Regions from separate parts of the Homo sapiens genome. Here region 2 is linked to region 1. Evidence: read pairs that join two places in POLR2A ChIA-PET (ENCODE). Cell type or tissue: endothelial cell of umbilical vein. All regions are shown on one strand. Each heading gives the region's core, and the rest is flanking DNA. Links, peaks and the distances in the headings are about the cores only. Region 1 has its middle 190 kb from the start of BANK1. Region 2 overlaps BANK1 (B cell scaffold protein with ankyrin repeats 1).

Evidence for each region. Peaks named below come from ENCODE experiments on the same cell type or tissue, not always from the same donor. Only the 100,000 strongest peaks of a DNase experiment are listed, where the experiment ranks them.
Region 2: POLR2A ChIA-PET joins it to region 1 with 5 read pairs; 2 of 35 experiments call an interaction of 5 or more read pairs at or near these places.

The regions. Positions count from the first base shown.
Region 1 is chr4:101,596,700-101,602,088 of GRCh38, forward strand. No RefSeq gene overlaps it. Among named protein-coding and RNA genes, the nearest start is that of BANK1, 190 kb to the right of the region's middle. In endothelial cell of umbilical vein, for the core only: no CTCF peak of the experiment used is centred there; DNase peaks (open chromatin) are centred at 3,202 and 3,692.
Region 2 is chr4:101,953,936-101,959,324 of GRCh38, forward strand. All of the region lies in intron 7 of BANK1 (B cell scaffold protein with ankyrin repeats 1), which reads left to right. Among named protein-coding and RNA genes, the nearest start is that of BANK1, 170 kb to the left of the region's middle. RefSeq lists enhancers at 1-419, 1-291. In endothelial cell of umbilical vein, for the core only: no CTCF peak of the experiment used is centred there; a DNase peak (open chromatin) is centred at 2,356.

The DNA.
Region 1 (5,389 bases), core at 184-5,183:
ATATATCTTTTCTTCAAAGTATCTCTATACTGTAAATATGGCTGATGCTATAAATGGTGAAGGTCTGGCAAGATCTTAATGATGCCTTCAGGGAAGAAAGATCTGTTTTCTGCAGATTTCTGCATGTGTTCAATTGAATTATTCATTTGAAACTTTTCCAAGTTTAGGTTGTTCCTCAACTTTGTTTTGTATAAATGTAGCGTGATGTTAAGAGAAATATTGCCAGCCAATCTGAATGAAAGGACTCACATGAGCTCCTCTGTTGAATGAGAATTTGCAAACTTGCAACCTACTTTAGTGGGAAGTGAAACTGAGATGTGTTTTGTGCATTTCATTTAGGGATATTAGTTTGCACTTTTATTTCCCCAAGGCCAAAACAAATGGGTACTGTGTATCTTTTCATCCAAATAGGAAAATGTTTCTCAGCAAAGCTTTGGCTTGGTTTGTTGTTAAGGCATCCTTTTAAATTGGTAAAGAATATTTTTCATCTGTAGCTTAAGACTAAGACTTGGATGTAGAAACTGGAGTCACAGGTGTCCTAGGAGTGTGCTCATACCAGTTCCTGAGAGTTGAATATGCAGATCTCTTCCAAACTTTGTGTTCATTCACATCACATAAGCAGCTTGAAATTGGCAATGGCGGGAATATTTACACCACTGAAATTGGCAAATGTCACAGATCAGGGTTTTCCTCCTCCCCCTGGTGGTGAGTTTACTGGCTCATGAGTGGTATAATCCACCAGAAGGCAAATGCTTCACACTGTCAACCATCCTCAGTTTGTTTCTTCCTACTGTCTAATTACTGAGTTACCTATATACAGTCCATAGTTTAGAGGTAAAAGGGAATGAAAACCATCTTTAAAATATTCTTACGTTGTGGATTAGATAATGAATATCTGGTGAGATTAGATGATTTACTTAGCACACAATTAGTTGCAGGGTTTGGGTTAGAATCATCTCTTTAACTCTTAGCTGCTTGGTGGGAAAACAACTCTGTAATTATCCAGAACTATAAGGTACCCTTGTAGTTGTGTGGATTCACCTTGACTTAAGCATTCCAACCAAAGCCATACACGTATTTGGATCTAAACCCTGTATTCATGCTATGCTTTATGGCAAATCCTAAACAAGCCTGTGGAGATTTTCATTTGTTTGTTTCATCAGCAACTCTAAGTCTTGTGAAAGTTAAAGAACTCCAAGTTAACTTTCTTAAGCACTAATATACATACACAGACTCTAGGATTGAAAATTGCAGTGCTAGTCCATGTATATGTCTTGAATTCATTGTTTTTAAACTCATGCAATATATTAGATCTAATAATAAGAGCTATAAAATAGATCTGAACTTTGAACATCGTAATGCTTAAGAAAATGATATATGACATAAAGTATCTAATACCAGAAAGCCACATTTGTAAATATGAAAAATAAAGGCAAAATATAAACAAAATATTCTCAGAATCTTGAACTCATAGCACAAAAAGAATTTTGAGAAAACCCTTAGTACAACTTTATTAGTGATTTGCAAAATAGATATTTCTTGAATTTAATTGAATCCCAGAGGACATTCTAAAATTTAACTGTAGCAACTTTGTTAGCACACTGCAGTGTTTCCAAAGGTTTATATAGTATAGGGAAAGCTTGTAGGCTGGAATGAGAATGTTAATTCCCATGATAGGGTTATAGAAAGAATAGCAGTTAGTTAGGGGAAGGCTTCTTGAAGGGAGTAGTTTGTTCCTTCTCCTTATCTGTGGACTATGTAAGTTCTTATCGGCGTTGCTTGGATGGGCTTTAGATCTTTGTCCCTTATCCCAGTGGTAAAATTTTGAGATGCAAATGCTTCTGGGTATGTTTGGGGGAGAATATCTACATCTTTCACCAGATTTATAAATAATTATGTTAATCTCCAAAGGTAAATGTTAAGGGAAAAGTTCATTAACTATTTTTCAGCATCTATGTTCAGCACTGTACATACATACATTGCACACATGATTTACATACATATATTTACATGCATGATTGCATTTACTTAATCTTCACTGTTTGAAGAAATAACATTATATGTCTCTGATTGGTTTAAACTGTTTTCCTGCAGCAGGCTCTTGTACTCTTAACTCTTACAGTTTATGCTAACTGATTTCAGAGCTAATTGGGTGGATTAATATGTAGGATGGTAAATAGTTACTTTATTTTTCAAATCCTTATTATCTTGTTTGCTTCCTTGGGTTTATCATTATTTCCCGCATTAGTCAAGGTTCTCCAGAGAAAGAGAACCAATATTATATATAGATATATAGAAATATATTCATTATGAGAAATTGATGCATATGATTATGGAAGCGGAGAAGTCCTGCAGGCTGTCCCCTGCAAACTGGGGGCCGAGGAAAGCCAGTGGTGTAATTTCAGTACAAACTGAAGTCCTGAGAACAAGGGTCATCAGTAGTGTAAGTTTCGGAGTCCAAAGGCCCAAGAACCAAGAGCACTGATGTCTCAGGGCAGGAGAAGATGAATGGCCCAGCTCTAACAGAGAGAGCAAACTCACCCGTCTGTTTTTTTTGTTGGGCCTCACCCACATTGGTGAAGGCGATCTTCCTTACTCAGTCTATTTTCTTCAGAAAACACCTTCCCAGGCACACACAAAAGTAATATTTTACCCCTATTGGGCATCACTTAGATTAGTCAAGGTGACATAAAATTAACAATCACATTATCCAAAGTGTTTTATAGAATATTGGCATCTTCTATCAGGAACTCACCTGAGCAAAAATGCATATTCAACTAAAGAAGGGAAGCTTCTGACTGTTTATAAAGATAAAATGCTCTGTAAAGTTTTTGTAACCAGTCTATGAAATGAACTTGTAAAATTCTAATACTTAAGTGGCCAGTTGTCCCCTTGAATATTGGAGTTTTTGTGTTTATGGGCAAAATACGTGGCGGTAGTTTCCCAACATTCATTTGAAGGCTTTTGTTTGGCCACAAAAATCAGTAAAAACATATATTGTAGTTGCACTTGAAGTTTTCATCAATTGAGCTGATGAGAAAGCAGGTGGTTACAATGAAGCAAGACAAGCCTTAGATTGCTGCAGGCATGACTCACTATGAAATACAAGTGAGCAATATGTAAAAGCAGCAAAGAATTGAAAGGATGGAATAATTTCATATTTCAACACAAAAGATTGCCTAGGATTTTTTCCTATTCAAAACGGGAAATATGACCTTCTGTCCTAGCTCATAAACAAATCTATTCAACATTTGCAGCATGCCTGCTTCTTCCTGCATTGCTGAAAATGTATCCTACAGTCTCGAGAGAGCATGGTGAGATTAGGCCTAACAAATACCCTAATCCCTCCCTGACCATTTGAGAAGAATCTAAGATCCCCACATCGTACTCCTGTTACTGCAGCGGTTTTCAAAACTCAACAAAAAGCAACTGGTTTTCTTTTTTTTTTATTTTTTTGAAGGAAAGTGGAAGGTGTACTGAGTGAGATATGAGTACAGAGGGGGCTTTCATGTTGCAGGTGTGCCTGAGGAACTGCGAGGCAGAAAGTAGAAATATACATCTAAGGTGAATTAAGTCAGAACTTTGAATGTCTGGCTGCTGGAATCTTCATGGTACTTAAGTCCCTTTATAATAAGTTAGCTCATTGGAGAATCATGCTATCTTAATGACCTTGATAGTCTTAATGACTTTTAGAGATTTACTGGCAAATCACCATTAGCATGAGGAAATCCCCATTAATATGAGGAAATCCTCATGTGATAAGGCATAGGATTATGTTTTAAGGCAAAGGCTTCTGAGTCAGAAATACCTGAATTGAAATCTGGCTCTGCAGCTTGCTAGTTGTGACTTCTTAGGCAAAGTCTGCTCGCTTAGAACTGGTATAGGTCCTAGTTTCTTCATGGATAAGATTAGAATCATAATAGTAATTGCCTTTTTAAGGTTATTTGTCGGGATCATGTGAATTAATGGATGCAAAGTTCTCAGCACGGGGCTGTGCATCTAGTAAGGTCTCTTGCTACTAGCTGTTCTGTTGGTGTTAAGAAGAGAAAGTACTGAGAAAAGTCCTGGCATTCTGGTTCTGTTAGGAACATTGTTAAATTGTCAAGGTAATTATCCTCTTTGAGCTTCATGTTTCTCATCTGCATAATGAAGGGATTAATTGGCTGTAGTTCATATGACAAACAGTAAGAAAGTATATAATAGATTGTAGTATAATAATAACATTTATTGAATAATATTTTGCTGGGCACAGTGGCTCATGCCTGTAATCCCAGCACTTTGGGAGGCTGAGGTGGGTGGATCACCTGAGGTCAGGAGTTCAAGACCAGCCTGGGCAACATAGTGAAATCTTTTCTCTACTAAAAATACAAAACAATTAGCTACTTGGGAGGCTGAGACAGGAGAATCACTTGAATCTGGGAGGCAGAGGTTGCAGTGAGCTGAGATCTCATTACTGCACTCCAGCCTGGGCGACAGGGCAAGACTCCGTCTCCAAAAAACAAACAAACAAAACAATAAAAAAAAAAAAAACTATTTTAAGCATTTCACAAGCATCAACTCATTTAATCCTCATAACAACCCTGTTGTTATGCCAGTGAGCAACATATGAAACAACACAAGGACTGTTGTTAATGCCCGTGTTATAGATGAGGAAATTAAGATGGAGCAATTAAGAAATTTGACACACAGCTAGTAGTGGCAGATCTGTAATTAAGTGGGCCAAAAAGTAGAAGTATAATATGATCCCATTTTTGATAAAAGAAACTATCATATATATTTTTATATACAGTCATGCCCTGCATAATAATGTTTTTCTCAACAATGGACCAACCAAATGTACAATAGTGGTCCTATAAGATTTTAATACAACTGAAAAATTCCTATCACTCAGTGATGCTGTGGCTGTTGTAATGTCATAGTACAATGTTGCAGTGTCATTATTGTAGTGAGGCTGGTAGAAACAAACATACTCTGCCGCAGTCCTGTAAAACTGTCACACATACAATTATGTCTGTGCATGATACTTGATAATGATAATAAATGACTATGTTACTGGTTTATGTATTTACTATATTATAATTTATATAGTTTTTTTAGAGTGCATTCCTTCTACTTACATACAAAAAAGTTAACTGTAAAACAACCTCAAGCAGGTCCTTCAGGAGATATTCCAGAAGACAGCATTGTTATCACAGGAGATGACAGCTCCATGCATGTTATTGCCTCTAAAGACCTTCCAGTGGAACAAGATGTGGAGATGGGAGACAGTGACATTGATGATACTTACCCTCTGTAGGCATAGGCTAATAAGTGTTGGTGGCTTATTTTTCTAACAAAAAAGTTTAAAAAGAAAAACAAATTAAAGTAGAAAAGAGCTTATAGAATAAGC
Region 2 (5,389 bases), core at 114-5,113, 360 kb after region 1:
AGCAACAGAAATTTGTTTTTTCATAGTACTGCAGGCTAGAAGTCTGAAATCAAGGTGTGTCTGCAGAGTTTGTTCTTTCTGGAGACCCGAGGAAGAATCTATTCCTTGCCTCTCTCCTAGCTTCCGGTGGTTGCCAGTAATTCTTGACATTCCTTGAATTCCAGCTGCATTGCCTCGGTCTTCACAATATGTTTTCCCTGTGTGTATCTCTGTGTCCGTGTCTTCACAAGGCTCTCTTAAAAGGACATCAGTCAATGAACTCAGCACATTCTCATCTGGTATGACCTCATCTTCATTTGATTACATCTGCAAAGACTCTATCTTCAAATAAGGTTACATTCAGAGGTACCAGGAATTAGGACTCCAGCATACCTTTTAGGAAGAGACAGTTCAACTCACAACATGTTGGTCAGGAAACCTCACTTAGTAGAAATAATCAAGGTGATTTTTATATTCTGGAATAGTTAGTGTTCATTTGTGGAGTCCTGCTCTTCACATTTAGCAAGAAGATCAAATCTAAACGAAGCCAGGTAAACATTAGTAGGCCTAGAAAAGGTGGTAGTAAACCCCATGGTACCAGAACTCTCTTTTGTTAAGCAGTCAGCCAGTGAGGTGATTGGATTGATGAGGGAAGAGACATGACAAGCACTTGGAGGGCTGGCATGCTGACAAAAAAAATGTACCAAGATAATAGTAGGGAAAAATATATACCCAGGAGCTTATAGTCATGGAATTTTGTGGATTGTTCTAAGTTGATTGTTACCACAGTTTGCCAACATGCCATCATTTTTGTAAGTAGAATTTTTGAAAACCATGTGCAATTACTGAAACATAAGTATTTTATGTAATGCTACACACATTGAAATTACAAAGGGAAGAAAATTTGTGGTTCACCAAAAAGGAATCTTTTACTGCTAGATGAGACAGCAGTTTTGAGCACCTTAGGAACATTTTCCAAATTTTTGTTCGTTTTTCTCAGAGAGCAAGGTATGGCTTGTAGAGGCAAACATTAGAAATATAAAGGTCAGTGATAGGTAAGCATGAGTTAAATTAATTAATGAAAAGAAAAAAACCTTTCTTAATGAAAGATTATGTTCATGTGTTAGTTCTGTGGGCATAAGCTGTGCAGTCCTCATTTACAACTCATAAAAGCTACAGTGACAGGTGCTGTAGAAAGGGGATGATAGATTAGCTGTTGCTCATGCGAGCAATGAAGCAGCAAGAGAGAGCACATTAGACCAAGCGAGCAGCCAGAAACAGCAATAAAATCATTACTAAAAGAGATGATACGGTTAACATGGGAATATATATCTTTCTGGCACTGGCATTGTATTTACTGGTGTACTACACATTCAAATAGATTGTTCAAAAGATTCATTTCTGGATTGAGATAAGAAAAAAGAAATTTATCAGGTCTTAGACTAGATCTCTTTCTTGTCTCTCAGTGTTGCTGACATAACTTGATTTTCATTTCCTAGTGCAGTTTAGATGCCCTTCCTTCTATCTATAATACTGCCACATAGTTAGAGCCAGTGTCTTTTTTTTTCCTTTGATGCCATGAATTTTGCCACTTAAGTTGTTATTCCATCATATAAAACAAGACAAATGATGTCCTGTATATTATTCTACCATCAACCTCTTGAAAGATAATGCAGCATAGTTATGTAACAGGAATTTGATACTCGGTTTCTTGCTCAGGGGAAAATTGTCTCTTTAATGATTGTTTCCTTGGTTAAAATTATTGATATAAGATCATTGACATTTTTGAGTTGTAAAATTCTCCAAAAGTCCCATGTAAAAACCTATATTTAATGAAAAATAAGCTACAAATTTGTTTCATAGTAACTTAACTTTATGATTATGAGTCTGTGCTTACATCCAAGTTCCATCAATTAGCCATAAATGTTTCCTGAGGCACAGCACTGTTTTTTACTCTGTAAAACGAGCACAGTAGTGTAGTGCTTATTTATATCTTGTTGTGGAGGTTAAATGAAATAATTGGAAATAATTGATGTAGAACATACAGCACAATATTTGTATAGTGACTACTCAGTAACTTTCAACCCAAAAAGAAAAATAAAATATTTCCAAAATAAGTGTTTTCAGAATAACTCCTATAGATTTTTTTAGAAAATGCCACTACCCTTTTCATTAAACGTAAGATTATTTTAAAATAGAGTTTTCTATGTGATCTTTTGGAAATACAAAAAAAATATAATTTGGGACTCAAAACAAGGAAGACTGCTCCTTGACTATGTTTTTTGTCACTGGATTGTTTGAGCAAAGGCAGGCAGCCACCTGTTGGACTCCTGCATGGAAAAAAAGTGAACTAAGTGACCTCTACTTCCTCAAGGCTCTATCCTGTATTTCCATGGAAACCGGGCATATCATTTTGTTTCTTATCATGTCTTTGCCTTCAGAAAATTCCCACTATGCAGGCAATTGTAATACTACCCCATTTTGTGTTTTGTTTTTTATTCTTTTAAATTGTGGTTGCAAACTCAGAGCAGAGAGTTAAAATAAAAGATCCTCGCTCATCCAAAAGTCCTAGACATCATCTATTTCAGGCAGTTTAGGCAGTCCCCTTGGTAATACCCTAACCTCTAAAAGCACATCACACTGGTAACAGATCTAGAATGTAGCACTTGAGGATGATATCCAGACTTGGAGAAGCGGCAGGCTAACAATGAAGCTTAAACTCTCTGCTTATCTGGAGAGGAAACCAAGAACATTTCAGCACTCATCCCTTATCCTCAGTTCCCACCTTGCTCTGCCTTCCTGCCAATGTAGAACAAAGAGAATAAAAAAAATGCTCCCTTGAAATTTGTAATGAAACTGATTGATCATTTTGTTTGTTTGTTTTTTCTCCTCTTAGGCATAGAATTATATAGAAGGGAGAAAGCTCAGGGTCCTCATAGTACAGATAGAAAATTGACAATTTAAGGAATGCAAGTGAATTACTCAACATCAGATAATTTAAAAATAGGGTCCTTGCCAGAACCCAGTTTTCATATCTTGATCTTGCCCAGGCCTTGCTGCCGCTCAGTACAAAAAGATTATGCCCATCATCTCCTTCCTAAGTTCCTACGACCATTTTTATTTTCCTATGATAGTATAGCGAGTGAATCCATTCCCTTCTATCAGTTATAAGCTTAATTTCACCAGAACACATACTAATGAGAAGATACAGAATCTCCTTTAGTTAACGCAAGAAATGCCTTTGCTGATCTAACCTGTCTAAGCTATATCTCTGCATTTTACCTTTCTTTAGGTTAAGTAGTATGGCTACCTTGGTCTCAGCTGTTCATCCTTTCCCTCCTTCAGTCTCATAGCCACTCTTTCAGGATTCCATAGACTGGGAATATTACTACTTAGCTGTCTTACCTATCTTCCTATGGCCCCTAGCTCCTGTTACCTACCATTGAAACAGGCTTTATTCTTCTAAGAAGCAAACTACTGTCTTGTGATTATTTGGGGCCTACCAGACACTATCCTCTCTCAGAAGAAGCCACTATTTGGGTAACACACAGCCTTTTCTCGATTGAGTTCTCGTCTATGAGTCCACAAAGACTCACAAGCTTAGGGGAAGTTTATACATCATCAAGAAAATACTGGTTGGACTCATCCTGGAAACTTAGAAGGGAAAACTCTTGGGACACTGACCTTCCACTTTTTGAATATTTCCAAATTATATGAAAAATTTGAAAGTGTTTGCATTTTCCACTTAAAGAGAGAAAAAGTCTTGAATTTTATTTAATGTATTAAGCTTTGGTTTGAAGATCCTGATGCTGTAAGCATAACTGGAAACACAAACTTTGAAGCCAAACTTCTTTCTCCACTCTGTGTTTGTGAAAACTATCTTTAGGTTTGTTGTTGTTGTGTTTTTGTTTTTTGTTTTTTGTTTTTTGCTTTTTTTTTTTTTTTTTTGAGACGGAGTCTCGCTCTGTCGCCCAGGCTGGAATGCAGTGGCCTGATCTCAGCTCACTGAAAGCTCCGCCTCCCAGGTTCACACCATTCTCCTGCCTCAGCCTCCCGAGTAGCTGGGACTATAGGTGCCTGCCACCACGTCTGGCTAATTTTGTTTGTATTTTTAGTAGAGACAGGGCTTCACCGTGTTAGCCAGGATGGTCTCGCTCTCCTGACCCCGTGATCTGCCCACCTCGGCCTCCCAAAGTGCTGGGATTACAGGTGTGAGCCACCGCTCCTGGCCTAGGTTTGTTATTTAGGCGTCAATGTTTGTTTATACTTAACCATCTATTTATTATCTGATATGTGCTGGACACTAGGCTAGGTGTTTGATTTACTGAATCCTTACAGTAATTCTGCAAGAAAGACACTACCATCCCCATTTTATAGATATTTTTTTAAATTGAGACTCAAAGTTGCTACACAGTTTTCCAAAATGGAATAGTAAATTAAATAGCTGGGATTTAAAAACAAGTCTGAGATTAAAACCCATGCCCTTTTTACTGTCATGCTACAAACACTTTTTTTTTTTTTGTCTTTGCTTTGCAGACTGCCCCCCATGCTTTTTTTTTTTTTTTTTTTCTTAAAATATTTCTTGCTGTTTGTGATAGTTGGATGCCAGCTTGGCCCATCTGCTGCTATTTTTCCAGAATTTCAAAGGACTACTTTTCTATTCAAAGACATACTTCATCATTTCCTTAAAACATTTATTGTGCTCACCTGGCAGTGATCACTCTACTATGGCCACCTTGCCGCAAAATGAATTCTGATGAGCTAAGCATGTGGACATAAGGATGTCAGCAGGATCCCATGCAATTGTGTGGATAATGGATACTGACATCCATCCTCTCTACACATGCTCTTCTCGGCAGAGTTCTTGATGCAGCAAGTGCTGCTTTGCTGCTAGCACAGTGGCTGCAGTCCAAAACTCTAGTGGTAGACTGAATGACAGTGCAGGTATTTTGGGAAACTCTTACACCTCAACTAGCTGAGAATATAGATGATCAAGTATTTGAGAGGATTATGTGAAAGCTTTACGTGTGTTGATAATTTCACTTTGGTGTAAAAAACTTGCGGATGGTCCTGTAAAATCAGCTCTCCCATATGGATTCATGATTATAGCAAGAAAGTTGAAGGCAGACACTATGCACCAGGAAAACCTTATTTCCAGCTGAAGATGTTTACTTTCAGTACTAAAAACTATTATTATTCTGCTTCCTAGAGAGTAGTTTGTTTGTTTTTGTTTTTTTTTTGAGACAGAGTCTCACTCTGTCGCCCAGGCTGCTGGAGTGCAATGGCGCAATTTCAGCTCACTGCAACCTCCACCTCCTGGGTTCAAGCAATTCTTATGCCTCGGCCTCCCAAGTAGCTGGGATTACAGGTGCCTGCCACCACGCCCGGCTAATTTTTGTATTTTTAGTAG